Linked DNA regions of Homo sapiens: region 2 is linked to region 1. Evidence: read pairs that join two places in POLR2A ChIA-PET (ENCODE). Cell type or tissue: CD4-positive, alpha-beta T cell. All regions are shown on one strand. Each heading gives the region's core, and the rest is flanking DNA. Links, peaks and the distances in the headings are about the cores only. Region 1 has its middle 29 kb from the start of LINC00892. Region 2 overlaps ARHGEF6 (Rac/Cdc42 guanine nucleotide exchange factor 6).

Region 1 (11,896 bases), core at 6,171-8,670:
GGATTACAGGCATGATCATGCCTCCATGCCTGGCTGAAACATGCTTTTTAAAAGTGAGAAAATAAAGATAGTGATCTGATTTAATGACTGCTGGTCTAGATTGTGCATATTGTCTTATAATGTTATCATCTATGTGACCTAAGGACGTGTCACTTCTGCCACCCCAATGGACACTTTTCCCCTAAAATCTTGGGGAAAGAGATTTTGTCCTCTCACACTTACTCCTCAGTCAGATGGTCACTGGGCAGCCACTTCTCTGAGTTTAGATCCCTCCAGGCCACTCACAGTGATTTTTCCTTGCAGGCCACTGCTCACCTCTGAGCTGTGCTTGTCACCACATGGATCTCCTGAACGGTGGCCTTTCCTGATGTGCTGCCACTCCCCTGCCTAGACCTCAGCCCCACATCACATGTGGTGCAGGACCTTCTTCCCTTACTGCTCACTCTAGTAATCCCCACAAGCCCGCCACAGAGTTCTGTAGGAGCACTGGACTGTACCGAAGGGTTGGGAGTAAGGGTAACTAAGAGAATTACAATGAGGGAGGGAAGGGTGCAACACTGTACGTGCAAAATGGCTTTTGCCTTTGTGTTGTGCAACAGAAAAACATGAAAGAATTTATCCTTACACCAAGGTCCTTTGTGAGCATGCCCAGTTCCTAGCCTTGCTCTCCCCTGTTGAAGGCTGTGGGGCCCTCCTTCTCAATAAGGCCTCCATTTTCAAGGTGGGAATTACTACCTTCCTTTAGGGCAGGAGTGTCCCATCTTCCACATTGGAGGAAGAAAAGTTGTCTTGGGCCATACATAAAATACACTAACACTAACGATAGCTGATAAACTTTTAAAAAAATTATGAAACAAAATCTCATAATGTTTTAAGAAAGTTTATGAATTTGCGTTGGGCCACATTCAAAGCTGTCCTGGGCCACATGCGGCCTGTAGGCCATGGGTTGGACAAGCTTGCTTTAGGGAAATCACACTGCATCATAGCAACCTTTGAGCACTTGCTATATGCCAGGCACTGCTCTAAGTACTTGATCAGTATTAACTACTGTATCTCATTGATTCTGAAATAAATGCATCTATTTCACATTTTAACTTTTTTTTTTTGAGACGGAGTCTCACTCTGTCTCTCAGGCTGGAGTGCAGTGGCACGATCTCGGCTCATGGCAACCTCCACCTTCCAAGTTCAAGCGATTCTCATGGCTCAGCCTCCCAGGTAGCTGGGATTACAGGCACACACCACCACACCCACCACACCACACCACAAAATAATTTTTGTATTATTAGTAGAGACAGAGTTTCACCATGTTGGCCAGGCTGGTCTCGAACTCCTAACCTCAAGTGATCCGCCTGCCTCGTCCTCCCAAAGTGCTGGCATTACAGGTGTGAGTCACCACGCCTGGCCCACGTTTTAACATTTCTGAAACCAGGATGTGTCTCAAAATCAGTGGCATATAGAGTTTAAGGAGCAACTTGTTATTTTCTTTCTTAGTGGTACATAAAATAATGGTTTATCTTATAATTGGTGATGCCTTAGAATCAATGAGATGTAGCAATTTAATTGTCACAATGACTCCATCATGTAAGGACTATTTTTATCAACATTTTACAGATGATGGAATTGAGGCTCAGGGAGCTTACACAGCTAGTAACCTCAAGATTGCTCAAGGTCACACAGTTAGTAAATGGTAGATTTGAACCTAGGCAGCCTGACTCGAGAGCTCATACCCTTAGGAGATGATCTGCTTCTCCTGGATTAATACCTCTCATGGGTCCCCATTAGTTATCAAGGATGGTCCAGTCTGATTCATACTGGAAAGGAGAGAAATTTTTTCCAAAGCTTCACAAAACCTGCCCAGCTAGCCCTCTCGAGCTCTGCTTCCCCTTTCAGACTGTGCCCAAAGGGGCAAGGGAGAAGAGCATTCCAGAGGCATAAAAAGTAGGCCTATCCCAGAGTCACCAACCCCAAAAACTAGCAGAAGAAATGGAAAGCATTTTCTTTATTTTGGAGGCCAGGTCAAATTCCAAGGACTGGCTCTCTCCTGCAATCTCTGGGAATGGAGGCTGAATGAGGATTTTTCTGTCCTAGCAACCCTGACATAGAGAGATGAGGGGACAGGCAGTGGCTATCATTCCAGTTACATGTATTTGTCATATAATGCATTGTGTCTTGTCTATTAAATGTGTGTTTTTCATCTGTTCATTCTCCATGAGCCTGTGACGGAAAGAAGGAACTTTAACACCAGAAGCAGAGATTTATGTCTCTCACACTGTGTCTGTATCACACAAACAAAAAACCAGAATACTTCTAAGTAGGGATGGCCCATCCCAGCCCCACTTTCTAAAAATTGGAAAGAAGCAGCTATTTCAACAGCTTATGAAATAATTCATGAGTTTGGGAGCAGTCTAATCTAAGAGTTGGAAATGCTGCAAAATATGCATTTTGTGTTCTTCCTTTTGCTACGCAGACCTTTGTAAAACAAGAAAAAGCAAACAGGAATAAACGTAATACTATACCTGACATAAGGATAATGGAACTTCATTCTTAATATTAAATGGGCGTTATGGGATATCTTTTGAGAAGGAACAGTTCACTGTTCTCGTGTGTAAATGTTTTGTGTTCTGTGTCATATTTCATATAAAAATGTAAATATATATTGCTCTATCTTGTTATATTTTGCAGTTTTTAGTATTAAAGTGATCTAATTTCTTATTTTTAGGTGCAACAAGAAGTTGCCCAATGGAAGTAGGCAAGATTTATTATTAATTTTTATTGTGTATGTTTAAGGTACTCAACATCATGTTTTGATACACTTAACTTGATTTAATTTCTCTATTTAAAAATTCTTGGCCAGACACAGTGGCTCATGCCTGTAATCCCAGCACTTTGGGAGGCCAAAGCAGGCAGATTCCTTGAGGCCAGGAGTTCGACACCAGCCTGGCCAACGTGGTGAAACCCTGTCTCTATCAAAAATACAAAAATTAGCAGGGCATGGTGGCGCACACCTGTAATCCCAGCTACTTTGGAGGCTGAGGCAGGAGAATTGGTTGAACCCAGGAGGCAGAGGTTGCAGTAGCGGAGATTGCACCTCTGCACTCCAGCCTGGGTGACAGAGTGAGACCCTTCCCCTCCCCCCCCGCCCCCCAACACACACACACACACAATTCTGTAATAAAGACTAAATCAGCATATGAATCACATCCTGGTCATATTTGTAAGCAACAACTAATTGTGAAAACTATGTTTTGCTTTCTGCTATCTGCATGTGCTATCCATGGGTACCTGCTGGTGTGTTCGCAATAGATTATAATTTTAAAGTATTTAATGGCTGAATAAATTCGAAAACTCCTAACAGACATGCCGAACTTTTAAACTGAGAGCTGAGTAATATAAATTAGGCTTGCCAGGCGCTGGGGCTCATGCCTGTAATCCTAGCACTTTCGGAGGCCGAGGCAGGCAGATCACCTGTGGTCAGGCGTTTGAGACCAGCCTGACCAACATGGTGAAACCCCCGTCACTACTAAAAATACAAAAATTAGCCAGGCATGGTGGTGGGCGCCTGTAATCTCAGCTACTTGGGAGGCTGAGGCAGGATAATTGCTTGAACCTGGTAGGCGGAAGTTGCAGTGAGTCGAGATTGTGTCACTGCACTCCAGCTTGGGCGACAGAGCGAGTCTCCATCTCATAAATAAATAAGGCTTTCTGGGAGTCACTCTTGAAAAAGTTTGCCCTCTAGTTTTTTTTTCTTGCATGACACACCCCCTCTGTACAGGTCTTTTCCCTGTTTTTCTTTTATGCTATTAGTTGTAGAAACACTGCTCTGCTTACCTTTATAAATGCTATGAGATAATAGCTATCCTGAATGAAGCTCTACAGATGCTGCTGTTGCAGTAGTGTCCCTCCGCCTTATCCATGGGGGATACGTTCCAAGACTCCTGGTGGATGCCTGAATCTGCAGACAGTACCATATACACTATGTTTTTTTCTATATATACATACCTATGATAAAGTTTAATTTATAAATTAGGCATAGTAAGAGACTAACAACAATAACTAACAAGAGAATAGAACAATTATAACAATATACTGTAATAAAAGTTATATGAATGTGATCTTTCTCTCTCAGAATATCTTTTTTTGTTTGCTTGTTGTTTTTTTTTTTTGACGGTGTCTCGCTTTGTCACCCAGGCTGGAGTGCAGTGGCACGATCTTGGGTCACTACAACCTCCGACTCCCAGGTTCCAGCTATTCTCCTGCCTCAGCCTCCCGAGTAGCTGGGATTACAGGCATGTGCCACCACGTCTGGCTAATTTTTGTATTTTTAGTAGAGACGGGATTTCACCATGTTGGCCAGGCTAGTTTCAAACTCCTGACCTCAGGAGATCCACCCGCCTCAGCCTCCCAAAATGCTGGGATGACAGGCATGAGCCACCGTGTCTGGCTGTCTCAGAATATCTTATTGTACTGTACCTCAGGTAATGGAAACCGCGGAAAGCGAAACTGCAGATAAGGGATGACCACTGTACATGGAAAATCACTCAGTCAGTAAAACAAGTTGAGCCATGCTCTGCCTTCCAAAATAGTTATGCCCTTCCTGCCACCCCTTGCCTAACACTGGCTGTTTTGACCTAAATATGATACTTCCCGCAGGCAAAAGCAATTGCTCTGTTAGGCTCCACCAACTCCTTGGCAAAATCTGATGCCATCATCCATGCATATATCCCCTTACACTGTCATTCTTCCTACTAGTGTGGGAGAATCGTGAGCTCTGGCATGGAATTTCACTACGATGCTTGACTATCTTTTGCTGGGATTTGTACCTCTTTCTATTTCATGAGTTATCTTATGCCCAGGCAAAGCTTATTGGAAGCTAGAGAGTGTCTAATATTTTTCTTTTACTTAAACATTTCTCAGTAGTCCTAGGAAAGTCTTTTTGCAGTTCTGCCTCTGAAATTTTGAGAGATGTGAATTTTTATATACACACAGATCTGTGCAATCATCACCACAGCCAACTTTAGAAAATTTCCATGACCTCAAAAGAAACTGTGTATCCTCTGGCTATCTCATTCTATCGCCAAGCCTCCCAGCTTAAGCAACTGCTAATCTTCTTCCTGTCTCTTTATGTTTCTCTATTCTGGACTTTCATATAAATGAAATCATATGTATAGGAACAGTGGTTCATGCCTCTAATCTCAGCACTTTGGGAGGCTGAGGTGGGTGGATCACTTGAGGTCAGAAGTTCAAGACCAACCTGGCCAACATAGTGAAACCCCGTCCTTACTAATATATATATATATATATATACACAAAATACAAAAATTAGCCAGCCAGCCAGGCGTAGTGTCATGCACCTGTAGTCCCAGCTACTTGGGAGGGTGAGGCATGAGACTCGCTTGAACCTAAAGGGTGGAGGTTGCAGTGAGCTGAGATTGTGCCACTGCACTCCAGCTTGAGTAACAGAGTGAAATTTCATCTCAATAAATAAATAAATAAATAAATAAATAAATAAGCAAATAAATAAATAAATAAAATAAATAATATAGTATGTGGTATTTTACGTCTTGCTGCTTTTGCATAGCATAATATTTTCAAGGTTCATCCATGCTGTAGCATGTATCAGTACTTCTTTCCTTTTTATGACTGAATAATATTCCATTGTATGAATAGACTGCATATTGTTTCAACAAAGAAACTTAAATGGAAACAATGGGGACCAGTGAACAGGGGCTAGGAAAGGCATCATCCTGATGGGGCTTAGGAGCTGAAAATTCTGGGAGTTTCTAAGACTAGATGGGACACATGAATATCACGCAGGATTTTCAAATACTGGTAGGTAGACAGAGCCCTTGGGTCTAGATTTTCACCAGACCAGTTTCCAGGCCTACTGTACTAGAGATGATTATAATTTCCCTGCCCACCCATAGGGGATCTGCTCATCACTCCTGGGACGCTAAATGTCTATAGAAACTGCCCCCGCTCCCAGTCTTGTCTGATTGCAGCAGGATTGGTGATCATCTGATCTGATGATGACCCCCTTTTAGGCAGGTTCATGCTCTATGTAGAACCTCTGTGGTCTGGAGCTTGGGAAATCGGATTTCTCTCTTGGGGGTATGGTATTGGAAGGCCAAGAGTCTGGGAGTCTGAAAGACTAATATACTGAAACTGAAAGGCTATAATACAGACATGGAGCTCGGTCAACCGTGAGGGGCCATGTATGGACAAAAGTTCTGAGGAGATCAGTCAGTAGAAAGAGGAGAATGGAGCAGGTATACTGTGAGGAGCAGAGACACCAAGAGAAATATCATGGGCCTCTGGAGAGAGAACCAGAAATTGTAGCTGCCTTGCTACCTGTTCCAGGTCCCACTATGGTGGCTGTCTTGGGAGTACCATGAGATCTTGGTCTCCTTACAATGACCTATGCCCCACCTTCCTGCCCCACCAACACCCACAGCTTGTTGTTGAACCAGCTCGAATGGGTCTCTGTTCCTTGAGTCCAAAGGAGCCCTGACTGAAGCCTATGCAGAATGGGTATAGAGTCAGGAGTTTGGAGTGCAGAGGGAGGCAAGTTGCAACAGTGGAAGTTCAGCAGGATGATGGACATTGGCCAAGCAGCACTGAGGCCAGCTGGCAGCATGGAGTGGGTGAAGGAAGAGGTGCCTGGGTAAAATAAAGAGGGGCAAAGGCTTCTTATGAACTTCCTGGCCAGAGCTAGATGTGTGTGTGTGCATCAACATGTGTGTGCACACGTGTGCATGTCTCAGTGTGGCAGGTTTTGGCAGGGAAGGGGATCTTACAGCAAAATCTTAACCCAAGGTGAGCTTTGCAGCAGATCCTGGAAGCAGAGTGGCACAAAAGATAGTCAGACTTGGCTGGCAGCAAGAGCACTGCCTTGCCCTTCTGCCTTCTGCCTCGTCTACATATCACGGTATCGTTCATCTAACCATTGGCTTATGTTGGCAAGGACAAAACCATCCTGCTTAGAAATGCCTCTGGTGAGGGCAGCTGTTATAGAATGAGAAGAACCTTGAGGAAATGGGTGAGGGAAAAGTGTCTAATGAACACATTTTTCTAGATTTTTCTTCTTCAAATATGCATTTATAGAGATGTACACAGACTACAGTCATGAACCTATGAAGGCTTCAAAACAATAACCCCAAACTCCTCAGCCAGTACCTGGGAAATTCTTAGCAACCTGAAGCAGAGGTCATTCTAGAGCCAACTGACACTGGTAAATTTGAATGCCTGGTTGACTGTCCGGAAGTTAGCTGTAGGAATCTCCTTGGGGTTCTCAAAGGCAGGGCAATGCCGTAGAATCCCATGAATCAAAGCATGCAGGAAGCCACAAAGAAGATTTTACAAATGTGAAGTAAGTCCGCAGCCACTGACGGCCAGGGGCCACACGGCGCTATATGTTAATTGCAGCCCTTTGCCCCATATTCACACCACTCTTCCTGGCATTCTGCCGGTGCCACGCCAGCATGTACTTGGGCTCTGGTGCACCCTAGCCTGGCAGAGGGAAGCAGAAGTTGAGGCAATCCTGCCACCTGCTGCCTGATATGTTCTGCTAAGCAGCTTCTTGGCTCTTTCAAGCTCTTTTACTTTTAATAATCCCTATTTTGGTATTTTTCTAATTACAAAGATGAGATATGTTTGCTATAAACTTTCAGCTAGTAGAGAAGCCTATGAAGTAAAAAGTGAAAGTTCTCCTTCCATAATTCCACTCCCCAGAGGTACCCACTATGACTAGTTCAGTGTGGTTACAGATCTTCTTCTATGTGTTTATATAACTATATATGATACAGTCAATCACTCACTCAAAATATTTAGCCTGATATGGTGGCTCGTGCCTGTAATCCCAGCTACTCAGGAAGCTGAGGCAGGAGAATCTCTTGAACCCAGGAGGCGGAAGTTGCAGTGAGCCGAGGTCGTGCCACTGCACTCCAGCCTGGGTGACAGAGGGAGACCCAGTTTCAAAAAAAAAAAAAAAAAAATCACAGTAAACAATTTATTGAAGGTATTGTGAGACAATTTGAGAAATATGAATTTTGGCTGTTTTTAACATTACTCATTTGATGTTAAATGTCTTCGTATGATAGTGACATTGTGCTTATGGTTCTTAGAAGATACATGCTGAAGTATTTAGGGTTGAAGTGCTGTTAAAATATGAGGACTAAACTCTGATTTTTTAATCTTACCCAAATTCCTATCTAAGGGGCCTGGGGAGTCATGGCCTACAAATAATAAATTCTCATCAGATGGGTTTTATTTAACCCTATATATTGTGACTTTCCAACCTGACTCTGGCATAACATTACGAGACAAGGAAGAAAATAAAAATATTTTACCCCGAAACAAGTTTCTTTGCCATATTTTGAAATGGCCCTGCAAAGCCATTCTTTGTGGGGGAAAATTTACATCTGTAAAGAAACTCTATTAACATAGCTAGATATTTTTCTTCCAGATCCTCCCAATCCAAAAGAGATTAAGATCTGAACAGGAAACATTTGTCATCTGTTGTCTCTAAGGGCAGCCACTATAAGACTTGAAAAGAACTTTGGTCTCCACAATCTTTACCTTAACCTGAACATTCCCTTTCTATGAATCCCAGGTCTTTAGACAAACTCAACCAATTAATTGTCAACCAGAAAATGTTTAGATTCACCTGTAGCCTAGAACGCCCCCCTCCACCCCCTGCCCTACTTTGAGTTGTCCCACCTTCCTGGACCAAACCAATATATTTCTTAAATATTTGATTGATGTCTCATGCCTCTCTAAAATGTATAAAACTAAGCTGTTCCCCAACCACCCTGGGCAGATGTTCTCAGGACCTCCTGAAGGATGTGTCACAGGCCACGGTCACTCATATTTGGCTCAGAATAAATCTCTTCAAATATTTTACAGAGTTTGACTCTTTCTGTCAACAAATGACAAATGTCTGCAACCTTTCAGTGTTCCAGAATTTACACACACACACACCACATGTATCCAGAGAGATAGAAGAAACGTGTCAAAATGTTAAAAGTTTTAAGTGAAATATAAATTTAAAATATATGTATAATTCTTGGAGCACCTGCATCAGAATTGTCTGGGATACTTCTTAAAAATACAAATTTCTGGCTCACTTCAGCTCTCTTTCTCTTTTTTCCACTTGCATATTATTATAAATACAGATTTTATCATTAACTCTTTAAAATGTCTTTTAAATTTACAAAAGTATCATAGTCATTGCAAAACAAAACAAAACAAAACAAAACAAAACAAAATCCTGAACAAACAACAAACAAACAAAACACCTCCTCAAACACACCTCCTCAAACAGTACAGGACCAAATGAAAACACCTCTGTCCCCTTACGCCACCCAGAAGTCACACCCACTGTCAATACTTCTTCTTCTTTTTTTTTGTATTTTGTAGAGATGGGTTTTTGCCATGTTGCTCAGACTGGTCTCGAACTCCTAAGCTCGAGGGATCTGCCCGCCTGGGCCTCCCAAAGTGTTGGGATTACTGGCGTGAGCCACCACACCTGGCCTATCAATAGCTTCTTGTGTTTTCTTATAGACTTTATTTGCTCATATATATGTATCTTTAGTTTTCTTTCCTTTTTTTTTAACGCAAATGGGATTGTAATACACATATTGTTCTGTGTCCCATTTTTTCACTTAATATCATATTTCAAAGATCTTCCCATGTGGATATATACAGATCTACTTCCTGCTTTTCACAGGATGTATACGCATCTGTTGAAGGATGCACTGTAACTTACTTATCCATTTCTCTATCGATAGACATTTGCATTGTTTTGCAAGCTCACATTTTGTAAGAAAAAGTTGTTCATGAAGCTACATTGTCCCTATACAACATATGACAGAAAAATACTGCCAAAGATGAGAAGGGTAGTAAAAACATATGTTTCTGTTTTATGTCTAATCAAAAGGAATGGAACAAGCCACACTCTTCCCTTAACTGCCATCATTATGTTCATTATAATGCCTGTACTTCAGGGGACACTGCAGGTCAATCTGAGTGAGGCCTGGGGCTCGTTTTTGAGTTTTGCTAGTTGCTTGACAGGGCAGGCTGGGTAGGGTGTGCAGAACGGGGACAGGCTATACAGATTTGTGTCGAAGAAAGAAAAATCTTTTCATTCAATGAAATAAACAATTACAAATCATCAACAACAAACACATCTTCTGAAGGCCTTCTTGTCTTTGGCTAATTTCTTCATGACTCCTACCCCAATAACTTGTCTGTTAACAGGCATGATATGGATTTGAAATATTTGTCAGTGCATTTTTTTCCCCCAGGAATTAATAGTAAGTTCTTCTCTTCTTTGGCCCCCTGGGGAAGTAAAGTGATTCATCTGATTGGTAAATTTGAAAAGAACCAATTAGACATGCTTAGTTCTAAAAAAAAATTACTGGTAAGCAACTAAATTTTGCCTCTACACCAGAACCCAAGCAAACCTAAGGATTTTGACGGTTGCCCTCATGTCATTCAGCGTTCTCTTTGAGATTCATAAGGGGAGAGGCTTTTCTATTGTCATGAAGCAAACTAAACAAATAATCCTGAACAGAAAGAAGGTGGTGCTCCAGACCATCGAAGGAGTTCAAATTTCCATCATGATGATTTTGATTTCTCATTACCCCTCCTTCACCTAGGACAAAGGCCTTTGATGTACTTCTTACCAGAAACACCAGTCTCTTTTTGGAGATTTCCATTTGGAAGATGAAATCAATGGCTTTGCTCTGTTCTAATGAAATCCATTATATGGACACTCATTTGCTCTTCTTCAGATTTCTGCTTTTAAATGTTTCACTGATTGTATGATTCCTGGGGTGAGAGACAGCACAGTGGAAATTAACAGCCACTAACTCAGGAGGCAGCATAGTATAGAGCCAAAAGCTCTGGCCCTAGCATCAAAAAGATCCAAGTTCAAAACCCAGTCATATCAAATGGATATGTCACTTAACCTCTCTCTGCCTAATTTTCTCCACATGTCAATTGGAGATAATGTATTATTGACTTTAAAGAATTGTGAGCATTTAATGTGATAAAAATAGGCTGAACTTTCTGAATTTCTCATTTCTGTAGGTGAAAACCAATCAAATTACAGCAATTTTGTATGGTTCAACCTATACATGTAAAGCACAGTGCACTTAGTAAACATTAGCAATGATTATTTGGGAGATATAGGTTCTGTATCCAGCCCCATGGACCAGCTGTATGACTTTAGGTCCTCTAGGTCCCAGAGATTTCATCAATCCATTAAGGATGTTGAACCACTCTGGGATCACTTTAAAGTTTTTTAATGCTTTTACTCTCTGTGTTTTCATTGAATGATGTCAGTTTTTCCCAATACACAGTGTGCATAAGCTCTTTGAGGGCAGAGATCTTTGTCTAGTGCATTGTTATCTCCTTAGTGCCTGAACAGTCAGTGCCTGGCACATAAGAGGGGCACATTTAGTGAGTGAGCAGATGACTAAATGCATAAATGAAGGCAAAATCAAGGCCAAATAGGAGGCAATTAGTTCTGATAATTTGAGTGCCTTTTTGCCTTTCCTCCCCCAAGGCTGTTGAGACCAAGTTGAGGTGAGGTATTCTAGATTGGCAGTCAACAGTGAGTACTGATTGTCTTCCAAAGATAATTACTTTTTCTCCACTTCATTTTTGTTTTTTTGAGGAGATAAATGGAGTTGCCACTTGTACAGAAGAGTTAGGTGCTCAATTTTTTCCCTGATTCAATAAGCATTTTAAAAGAAAAGATGAAAAAGTTGAAATGATGATTGAGTCACTGCACTGGAGAGATAAAGATGGCCTGCCATAAGTCTTTTGGAAAAATTTGTGGAAAAAAACCCACAGCATTTCCTATACAGATAGGAAAATAAATCAATGTGTTATC
Region 2 (11,896 bases), core at 4,994-7,493, 100 kb before region 1:
CAATTAAAAATAAGAAAAAAGTTTTTATTTTATCTTTACTTATCCCTTCTCTAATATTCTTTCCTTCTTCATGTAGATTCAGATTTCTGACCTATATTGTTTTTCTTCTCTGTGAAGAACTTCTTTTAACATTTCTTGCAAGGCAGGTCTAATGGTGACAGTTTCCCTCAGTTTTTGTTTGTCTGAAAAAGTCTTGATATGTCTTTCACTTTTGAAGGATAATTTCACAAGATACAGAACTCAAGGTTAGTGGGTTTTTCTCTCAACACTTTAAATATTTCACTCAACTCTCCTCTTGCTTGCATTGTTTCTGAGGAGAGGTCAGATGTAACTTTTATTTGAACTTCTGTATAGATAAACTGTTTGTTTCCCATGGCTTCTTTCAATACTTTTTTCTTTATTTTTGATTTTCTGGAGTTTGAATATCACATGATTAGAATTTTCTTTTGCATTTATCCTACTTGGTCTCTGAGCTTCCTGGATCTGTGATTTGGTGTCTGACTAATTTTGAGTAAATTCTCAACCACTATTGTTTCAAATATTTCTTCTATTATTTTCTCTTTCCTCTCCTGATATTTCCACATTACATGAATGTTGCACCTTTTGTAGTTGTCCCACAGTTCTTTCATATTCTCTTCTATTTTTACCCCCAGTCTTTTTCCTCTTTGCTTTTTGGTTGTAGCAGTTTCTATTGACATATTCTCAAGCTCAAAGATTCTTTCCTCAGCCATGCCCAGATCACTATTGAGTCCATCATGTGCAGGCATTCTTCATTTCTGTTACAGTGTTTTTAATCTCTAGCATTGCTTTTTGATTCTTTCTTAGAATGTCTGTTTCTCTGCTTATAATATCCATCTATTCTTGCACGTTGTCTACTTTTTCTGTTAGAGTCCTTAGTATATTAATCACAGTTACTTAAAAACACTGGTCTGATAATTCTAACATTCCTGTGTTACCTGACTTAAGTTCTGATGCTTGCTTTGTCTCTTCATACTGTATTTTTTGCCTTTTAATATGCCTTGTAAATTGTTGTTGGAAGCCTGACATGATGTACTGGGTAAAGGAACTGTGGTAAATAATCCTTTAGTAATGTGGTGGTAAGGTGTAGAAGGAGGGGAAACATTCTATGTTTCCAGATTAGGTCTCAGTTTTTAATGAGCTTGTGTCCCTGGACTGTGAACTTCACCCGTGCTTCCTAGTTCTCCCGCTTAGGTGGGACAGGATGGCTAGAAAGGGCTGGAGTTGGGTTATCTTCCTTCCCCCATGTGGAAGGCTAGAGCTGGCTGGAGTTGCTTATTGACCTTCCCCCATAACAGTTAGCATCTGATAAAAATTCAATAGGTTATGCTCAGGCCGGGCGCAGTGGCTCACGCCTGTAATCCCAGCACTTTGGGAGGCCAAGGCAGGCGGATCACCTGAGGTCAGGAGCTCGAAACCAGCTTGACCAACATGGTGAAACCCCCATCTCTACTAAAAATACAAAATTAGCTGGGCGTGATGGCGCATGCCTGTAATCCCAGCTACTAGGGAGGCTGAGGCAGGAGAATGGCTTGAACCCAGGAGGTGGAGGTTGTAGTGAGCCGAGATTGTGCCATTGCACTCCAGCTTGGGCAACAAAAGCGAAACTGCGTCTCAAAAAACAAAAACAGAAACAAACAAACAAAGCAAACAAACAAACAAAAAATAGGTTATGCTCTGGTAAAATAGTTTCTCCTGAGGGCAGACCTTGTTAAGAAGAATAGAGTGCTCTGGCATATTCAAAAAGGCAACTTTTTCCCTCCCTCTGCCTGAAGCATGAGGGTATTTTCCTCTAATCTTCACTGAGAGAAACTGGAGCTTAAACTCACAAAAGTGTGAGTGTGCTGTCCTAATATTGGGCCCCTGGAGTTCCTAACTCTCAGACTTGCCTGTACAGAGCCCCCAGAAGTTTGTCAATTACAGTGTAGGTTTTTCTGCCCTAGTGCTGGTTCCTGTGGAGGCTTCTGCTTGTGGACTTCTGCTCTGGTAATTTGTGATTCTCTTTATCTGCCTGTTTCTCCAATTTTTGGAGTAGCAGTTTTCCCTGTGACCTCTCTTTTCTGACAGATTTAAGAGAAAACGATGGTTTATTTCAGTTTGTTTAGCTATTTCCTTCCTGTTAGGATGGAGTAATGACTTCTAAGCTCCTTACATGTCAGACTGAAAAATGAAAGTCTTTTTTTTCTTTTTTAAAATAGGCATTTATAAGTATATAGTTTTCTTTAAGCACTGTTTAACTGCACCCCATGAGTTTTTGTATGTTGTGTTTTCATTTTCATTCATCTCAAAGTAGTTTCTAATTTCCATTCTCGCGCTTGGACTTTCTATAGAGGGGAATATTTCTATTCCATTACTGGGTTAATTTCCGAGAACATCAATACCTCCAGAACCCTGCATTTACACTTTTAGAGGGTAGTTTCTGAGGAATAGAGGAACTGAAAGTAGACATGAGTGGCTGGGTATAGGGGTTACAATTTAAGCCCGAGCTTTTGAAGCCATCCTGTGTTCTTCTAAGCCAGTGATTCTCAACTGGGGGCAATATTGCCTTTCAGGTGACATTTGGCAATGTCATGGCAATGATATGGGCATTCCATCACAACAAAGACTTATCTGGTTTGAAAGGTTAATAATGTTGCTATTGAGAAACCCTTTTTTAACCCTTTAAATTGGTAGGTCTGTTTCCCACTTACCCAGCACCTATCTGTACAGTGTGTCACTACATCTTCATAATGGTCCCCCAGGTAGGTGCAATATCATAATCTGAGATGATGTAAGCAAAGTTTTAAACTGAAGCAACCTCTCAGTCAGCAGCAGAGTCAGGACTACCACCCTGCACTCCAGTGGTTTCCCAGAGAACCCACGGTTACCAGGATCTCCACTTGTTTTGACCATTCCACCTTTCAAAAGCAGATCATCATGCATTGTCTTGTGAGTATATGGCTGGCATATTGGTAGGCTAATACACTTCTCCTAGTTAAGGACACTTCACTCTGTCTTGTAACTCTCTGTTTAATGTCTCTGCAAATACAGTATAAACTCCCTGTGGGCAGCACGGCAGTTGGCAGAATAGGCACTCAGTCGATTTTGTTGAATGAATTAGAATATATGAAAGAAAATATACCAGAATGTTAACTGGGTTGTCCCTAAGAGCTTAAATGAAGGTTTTTAAAATTATTATTATACTTTAAGTTCTAGGGTACATGTGCACAATGTGCAGGCTCGTTCCATAGGTATACATGTGCCATGCTGGCCCACTGCACCCATCAACCCGTCATTTACATTAGGTATTAAATGAAGGTTTTACCTGTCACTAGAAGAGGCTTGGAAATGGGTTGTGACATGACCCTAGAACTGGTAGGGGAAGAGAAATTGTGATCCCCCATATTGGTTGTTTTGCCTATAGGATTCTAATTACATTAATAATAATAATGATAATTTTTATTTCTCTTGTTAAATTCCTCACACTTCAGCCTACTTTGTTCTTTGAATTGTTTATGGTAGCACCTTTTGCCTTTAAGAAAAGACTAGTTTTAACTCTGCTTAAAAATTCACTGTATCCTCAGATTTTGTTCCCCAAAGGTCTTATCACAAACATAACTTAAACAAAAATCTCTTGTGATGTTTGTTATCACAGTGATCCTTAAATTATACTGACATTAAGTCTCTATGTCTAAGGTAGCTGGCCTCAATTTTCTCCTCCATAAAAGAGGAATAATGATTCTTTGTTAACTAACTGAGAACTTCCTGAGGATAAAATCATTTACAGCACATGAAAACATTTTAAACAGTACTGTGGGGTTTGATGTGGTCTCACATCTGTAATCCCAGCACTTTGGAAGGCTGAAGCAAGAGGATTGCTCCAGACCAGGAGTTTGAGACCACCCTGGGCAACATAGAGAGATCCTGTCTCTACAAGAAATAAATAACCAAGCAGTACTGTGTAAATCGCAAGGCCCCTTCAGTTATGGGCAACTGAAAAATTGTATTCATATGAATTGTGCAATATAACCAGTTGTCATGCAATAATTAAAGTAGTTTGCTAGATTGAAAGAAAATGCATTCAGATTTTGTGTTCCTTGCTTGCAATGGTAGCCTGAGTAAATAGGACCTTTTTTCTTCCTAGTAATTTGGTTAAAAGATCAAAGCTACATTTTGCCTTAGACTATCGTGATGATTATAATACATTGACTTTTTTTTCCATAGGTGTTACAGAACATCCTGGACACTGAAAAAGAATATGCTAAAGAACTTCAGTCTCTTCTTGTTACTTACTTAAGACCCCTGCAGTCCAATAACAAGTAAGATGTTTATTTTAAATCCCTCACTAAGTAAAGCAACATAATGTCAACATATGGAATCATTATTCTTATGTCACTGAATAATTGATTTTGCCCTTTAGAAGAATTTCCACAGATCACAGGTTGCCAAGAACATGGTCAGGGCAACAGAAATTATGCAAGATATTGCTTTTGGAGAGCTTGGCTTTCTTTCTCTTCTGGCTGTGAAAGGAATGAGCAGATCTGTGTTTCTTCCTGTCACAATTTTTATCTTGTACATTAAAAAAAAAAAAAGTGATGTGCTTGGTTTTACCTTACAGGAAAAGAAGTCCCTGGTGCTTTTATTCAGAAAGCACATAAACTGGAAATTCTCATGCTCACTCTGACCTTTGTTTGCCAGGGCAGAACTTCTTTCCCATGCTCTGAGAATGGAAAGAGTATGGCATTTTGTGAATGCTTGTAAGAGCTATTCAAGCCATTATTTCACCCAGGCAAATGTGAATGATAAAGAGATGCTAAAGTGTTTTTAAAGACAAAATGTTCAAACCTTACTCTGGTCTTAGAAATCTGAAGTGATTGTGTAAAGCCTGAATTGAAAGAATTGAAAGCTTTAGTTTTCATGAAAGAAAAGTAGTGACCATTTTTTTTTTATCCTTGTAGGCACAGCATATTTAACAAATAGTGGTGAACTGCATTTATTTGTTTTTATTTTAATTAATTAAATTTCACTAGAGATCATGATCATATAGAAAATTTACCAGTCAGCCCATATAATGCAGAAAAAACCCCTCTCTTTTTACCTTGGAAAGAGTTTACTATTGCTAAACAGTTGTCTAAACTATCAGCTTCAAACTTAAATAAGTTAATATATTTGAGAAATTTGGCCGGGTGTGATGGCTGAAAAGCCTGTAATCCCAGCACTTTGGGAGGCTGAGGCGGGCAGATCGCTTGAGGTCAGGAGTCCAAGACCAGCCTGGCCAACATGGTGAAACCTTGTTTCTACTAAAAATACAAAAGCAAATTAGCCGGGCGTGGTAGTGCAAGCCTGTAATCCCAACTACTTGGGAGGCTGAGGCAGGAGAATCGCTTGAGCCTGGGAGGCGGAGGCTGCAGTGAGCCAAAATCACATCACTGCATTCCAGCTTGGGAGACAGAGCAAGACTCCATGTGAAAACAAACAAACAAACAACAACAACAACAACAAAACCAAGCAAACAAAAGAAAAAGAAAAGAAAAAATATTGTGAGAAAAATTCTCCCCTTTTCCAAATTATACTTGTTTAGTTATAATGCCTTTGTTCTTGCTAAATTTCCCACTTGTTTATTCTCCTGGCACTATGGAAATCTACTTCAGTATGAAAAAATTTTCTATTCCTGTGTTGTAAGAGTTTAAACATGATCAACAACAAAGTGTTTTTTGGGCCAGGTGCAGTGGCTGGCTGGGCACGTTGGCTGACGCCTGTAATCCCAGCACTGTGGGAGGCCGAGGCGGGTGGATCACTTGAGGCCAGGAGTTCAAGACCAATCTGGGCAACATGGCGAAACCCCATCTCTACTAAAAATACAAATTAGCTCGGCTTGGTGGTGCGCACCTGTAGTCCCAGCTACTTAAGAGGCTGAGGCAGGAGAATCGCTTGAACTCGGTAGGCGGAGGTTGCAGTGCGCCAAGTTCATGCCACTGTACTCCAGCCTGGGGGACAGAGTGAGACTCCATCTCAAAAAAACAAAACAAAACAAAACAAAAAACAAAGTATTTTTTGTTATTATCATGTGAAATATGAAGTGTTCTGTGAATCATATTTCTTAGAGCTGAAGTAAATCTGTAAATCATTGGGTCTAGTATCCTGGGAGAAATGACTATCTCTATTAAATAGAGAAGAAGCTGAAGTCCAGACAGGTTTACTGCCTTGCCCATCCCACAGCCAGTACATGGCCAGGCTGGAGCCACTGTGCCCCCTGCTGCCAAGTGAAACATGCTTTCTGTTTTCTGGAAGTGACAGGCAGAGGAGATGGAAACTGAAGTGGTAACTCTGGGAGGGGAGACGGTAAGATTTTAAATGAAGGAGAGGGACTGATTAGTGATCAAGAAACAATAAGAGGATTTAATGAGTTCTTTTCCTTTGGCTAAATACTCAGTAGTGAGATTGCTGGATGGAATGGTAGATCTACTTTTAGCTTTGAGAAAACTCTGTAGTGCTTTCCAAAGAGGCTGTACTAATGTTAGTACTAATGTACTAACATTCCCACCAGCAGTGTGTAAGTGTTCCCTTTTCACCACATCCACACCAACATCTATTATTTTTTACTTTTTAATAATGGCCATTCTGGCTGGGCGGAGGTGGTATCTCATGGTTTTAATTTGCATTTCTCTGATGATTAGTGATACTGAGCATTTCTTCATATGTTGGTTGGCCATTTGTAAGTCTTCTTTTAAGAAGTGTGTGTTCATGTCATTTGCCTGCTTTTTGATGGGATTATTTGTTTTTTTTTCTTACTGGTTTGTTTGAGTTCCTTGGAAAAGAGTCAGGGCCAAGGAGGTGAGAGACCTGAGTCAGACCTGTACTGTTCCTAAATGAATTCAGAATGCAGTGATAGTAAGTTTCCATTACTTCTCACTATCTTGTCGGCCCCAAAGTGATTTGAGCAAACCAGACTGACTATTATCTGATCGTGAAGGGGCCAGATAAGCCCCCAGTCAAGTTCAGGTAAGGCCCCAACTTAAGTTCTCACTGCTCTGAGAGAGCAACAACCAGGGAAGTTGGTTGGCTAAAGGTTTCACTTTAGAATAGGGGTTTTCCAGCTTGTGATTCAGGATGGCATTACAGCAGAGGAACTGGCAGTTTTTTATTCTCTCAGAGTTACTGGTAATGTTTGTTTTGGTCTTCTTCCCTTTCTTTCTTAGTCAGCAAAAAAATATTCTCTTGGGAATACTCCCCTGGTATTCTATATATATATATATATATATATGTATAATATATAATATATATATTATATAGCATATACAATACACTCCACCCCCAGGCTGGAGTGCAGTGGTGAGATCTCGGCTCACTGCAACCTCTGCTTCCCAGGTTCAAGCGATTCTCCTGCCTCAGCCTCCTGAGTAGCTGAGACTACAGGCATGTGCCACCACGCATGGCAATTTTGTATTTTTAGTAGCGATGGGATTTCGCCATGTTGGCCAGGCTGGTCTTGAACTGCTGACCTCAAGTGATCTGCCTGCCTTAGCCTCCCAAAGTGCTGGGATTTCAGGCGTGAGCCACCACACCCGGCCTAGTGTTACTATACACTTAAGGAGAAGAACATGTGGCAGACATGGGCTTTTTTATTTTTTGACAGAGTCTTACTCCATCACCCAGCCTGGAGTGCAGTGGCACGATCTCAGCTCACTGCAACTTCCGCCTCCCAGGTTCAAGCAATTCTTCTGCCTCAGCCTCCCGAGTAGCTGGAATTACAGGCGACTGCCACCACACTCGGCTAATTCTTTGTATTTTTAGTACAGACGGGGTTTCACCATGTCGGCCAGGCTGGTTTTGAACTCCTGGGTTCAAGTGATCCACCCGCCTCGGCCTCCCAGAGTGCTGGGATTACAGGCATGAACCACCACGCCCAGCCCAACCTTGGCTTTTTAAACAAATCTTCAGAAACGTTTTCTCCCAAAAAGTGGTTAAGAGCATGGACTCTGCAGCTAGAATGTTTTGGTTCAATTTCTGTCTTTGGCATTTCCTGGCTTTGTACCTTTGGATGATTTGCTTAACCTCTCTATGCCTGGGTTTCCCCACCTGTAAAATGGAAACAGCACTGGCATAATACCTACCTTAAAGAGTTATTGTAAGGTTAAAATAAGGTTTTAATTGTAAAATGCTTGTGTAAGTGTTCAGTGCTCTATGAGTGTTGACTCTTGTTATTATTATCACTTACTGTTTGGTAGGGGAGGAATGGATAAGAACATTCTTCATACAGAGGCCCTGGATAAAGTGGTTCAGTTTGCCTTTATTTGACTTCACTCTACTCCAGAAACAAACAAATCAATACTATTTTTTTCCTCCTACTTCATCTCATAAAGATTTCCTTTAATTGATGTATGAGCATTTTAGTTTAGGAGAAAGTTGATTTTGCTATTTTTTCTTGTGTATTATATGAGCATATATAATATCTTTCAATTACTGTTCCAGTTCATCCAGAGGAAGGTACTCAAGAGTTTTTTACACTTATTCACAGCTATGATGTATTTTTATCTATTTGTATACTTCAGTATTAAGCACTTGTTTTAATTTACCTGTTGCTTTATAAAATACCTAATTGTCCCTTACGACCACTCCATTTCTTTAGGATCATTATTCTTATTATATAAAAGAAAATCAAGGGGAGAAGCTTAAGAAGCTGCCTAAGACAATAGAGTTGTTATAAATTAAAAAGCAAAAGTTAAAATATAGGTATTACCTCCCTTTTATTTACCATATATTAGCAAACTATTAGCCAACTAGACTACAATAGATAACTACATGTACTGTATTTTTTTTTCAGTCTGAGTACTGTGGAGGTTACATCTTTACTGGGAAACTTCGAGGAAGTATGCACATTTCAACAGACACTCTGCCAAGCCTTGGAAGAATGTTCAAAGTAAGTGTGGCATATTTCTGATAGGATAGCCAGCAACATTGCTGTTTGTGTTTTGTTTTCCTTTTACCTGTTGCCTTTGATAAGGACACTTCATAGTTAAGTATTTGTTACAGCTCTGAACAAAGTAGCAATACATAGACAGTGTACTAGGTGGCAGTGTTCACAGTGTCAAACCACTAGTTGTATATTAGAAGTCTATATCTTGTAAATTACTTTTGACTTTATTTAAAAAATACATCAGTTTGCTGTTTCTGGTCAGTATAAGAGACACATAAGGTCTTTTTTTTTTTTTTAATGTTCCTTAAAGTTCTGGGATAAATGTGCTGAACGTGCAGGTTTGTTACATAGGTATACATGCGCCATGGTGGTTTGCTGCACCTATCAACCCGTCATCCAGGATTTAAGCCCTGCATGCATTAGGTATTTGTCCTAATGCTCTCCCTCCCCTTTCACCCCACTCCCCGACAGGCCCCAGTGTGTGATGGTCCCCTCCCTGGAGACACATGAGGTCTTAATTGACCATGAATGACACCTCTGGCACTGATTACATATTTTCTTTTGTACATTGCAAATTACTTGGAAAAGTCATTCAAATGATTCATTCAGTTTCACAGATTTGGTGTCTTTGAATTGCTCCTGATACTATGTCTATTATATTAAGAGTTGAAACACACAGAAAGTGGGGGAAGGAAAAGTATATCTTTATGTGAACCAACACATTTTTGATGGCTAGCTAGATTGTCCAGATGTTTAACTTCATACTACAGTGAACTATAATGATCATCAGGCAATATGTCTCTATAGAAAGACTAATTTTTCAAGCAGCGTATCTTAAAGAAGTTGGCAGCTTTCATCTCTCTAGGGAAATTGAGGTGATTACCTGTTATTTAAGCTTAATAGGACACAGGTGGTTGTCCAGGAAGAACGATGGAGAGGGCCCACACTAAAGGGACTTGAGGGGCCAAGAGGGATCTAGATTATTGATATGCAAAGATGTTCACTAAGCGAGAAGGGCAGATTACAAACTAGATTCATAATCCTTATGTTTTCCATTTTATAGAGAAACATGTAGAAAAAAGCCCAAGAAACATGTCAACATTTTTAGAGTCAGTATCTCCAAATGGTGGGAGTCTGAGAAATTCATTTTTCTTATTACACTTTTCTGATTTTTCTACAAATGAAGACAGGTGGCTTATAATTTAAAACATTAATTTAAAAACTTTTGAGGCCACCCTGCGTAGCAAACACCAGGCCTCCAAGATTACATAATATTCTTTTGTGGTATGTCATTTTTGGATTTGATTAGTTTTGTCTGTACTCAAACTTTAGATAAATTAACCAAGAATATTTTTAGTGTACCCAGCTAAATTTGAAAATAATCATCTTAAAAACAAACAAGCAACCATACCTACTAATTCCAAGTAAGTATCTGACCCTATGTATTACAACTGTGTTTGGTGGCTAGAGTTTAAAGCAGTGGGCAAGAATTTGAGTTTCATGGGTAAAATGGTTATAATATAGTTTCTCTTTTAACCTTGGCAAAATATTCAGAAGGCTTTCATGCTGCCAGGTTTAATTGGAATAATCTTCCTTTGCCTCCTGTTTCCTATTTTACATTCTGTGTTTTGTCCATTTTGTTTACAGGTTTCCAGAAAACCAGCACAAAGTAGGAGGTTGTCTACTGAGTCTCATGCCTCATTTTAAATCTATGTATCTGGCTTACTGTGCAAACCATCCTTCAGCTGTAAATGTGCTCACTCAGCACAGGTAAATAGTTAACATTTCCCCAACTTTTGCAATGAGATCCTTTCTTAGGACCACGTCATTTGGAAATCCAAGGTCTTCAGTTGGACTCTTGATTATCCCTGTTCATGATGCCAGGAATTGATTCATTGTTACATGGATTGATTGTCCATTAATCCAATGAATAAATTCTTGAGCACCTACTATGTGCAAGGCCCTGTACCAGCTGATGGGGATACAGGAATGAACAAGGAGGAGGAGGTCCTTCCCCTCATTGAGCACAGAATCTTGAGGGAAATGCAGATATTAAATTAAATGTTGTAAACGTGTCATATTATGAAACAGTAAATTAAAAGGGTTCTGTGAGATAACATTAACATGATATCAACTTAGTGGGATGTGAAGAAAGGGTCAGGGAGGGCTTTCCTGAAGCAAAATTCTATTTCGAGCCTATCATTTAGCTTTCCCCTACCCCAATGAATGTTTTTTCTGAGTTGCTGACACATAGCTAAACTGTGTAGCTTCATCTCTTTTTGCCTTCCCTAGTCTGCGTAGAGAAAGTTTTAGGCAATGATGTAGCTACAAAGCAGGTGTGAGCTGTGTGACAGATACTTTAAGCAAAGGGCTCTGATAATAATTATACATGAATATAAGTTGCTTCCGATTCATGATGAACAATAGAATAGTGTCTCCTTTAAGAATACGAGTCCTTGCAAGGGACCTAGATAAGTGTTACACCTCTCCTGCCATCCTTAGCTTCTGACTACCCACCCCTGACACATTCACTGACACATTCATCTGGGCCAGAAAACTGTAGGACAGGCTTAGTGACAGAATTTTACCTTTGAAGTCATATGCTGGAAATCCAGGTGGGACAAAAGCAAGTCCAACATATAGAGACTCTTGACTTAACTTGGAGACTAAGATGCAGAATGGACATGGATTCTGGAAGCTGTTCAAGACTGAAAATAATATTCTCTTAATCTGACCTAGATTTGAGCTCCCAGAGCTAGGCTAGAACATTAGTTGACACGAGCCTCCAGAAATGACAGAAATTTTGGTTCTTGTCCTGGTTTATTAAGGTGCAATATTTATTGGCTTTACAAAGATGTTATGTAAGGACATTTTAAAGGTTGAACGCAGTAAGTCCTGCTTGAAGGTCAATTTTATTCCTCTGATAAATTTTGAACTCTTATGGAATAGCAAATATGGAAATTGGAGTTTAAAGAAAGAGAG

What was found. Peaks named below come from ENCODE experiments on the same cell type or tissue, not always from the same donor. Only the 100,000 strongest peaks of a DNase experiment are listed, where the experiment ranks them.
Region 2: POLR2A ChIA-PET joins it to region 1 with 6 read pairs; 3 of 35 experiments call an interaction of 5 or more read pairs at or near these places.

What each region holds. Positions count from the first base shown.
Region 1 is chrX:136,604,360-136,616,255 of GRCh38, reverse strand. No RefSeq gene overlaps it. Among named protein-coding and RNA genes, the nearest start is that of LINC00892, 29 kb to the left of the region's middle. In CD4-positive, alpha-beta T cell, for the core only: a CTCF peak has its summit at 7,547 (motif pointing left); a DNase peak (open chromatin) is centred at 7,515; H3K4me3 peaks cover 562 bases.
Region 2 is chrX:136,705,696-136,717,591 of GRCh38, reverse strand. It overlaps ARHGEF6 (Rac/Cdc42 guanine nucleotide exchange factor 6), which reads left to right. Exons shown (of 22, transcript NM_004840.3): 7 at 4,222-4,316; 8 at 8,822-8,917; 9 at 10,562-10,684. Among named protein-coding and RNA genes, the nearest start is that of CD40LG, 63 kb to the right of the region's middle. In CD4-positive, alpha-beta T cell, for the core only: no CTCF peak of the experiment used is centred there; DNase peaks (open chromatin) are centred at 6,241 and 7,061; H3K27ac peaks cover 869 bases.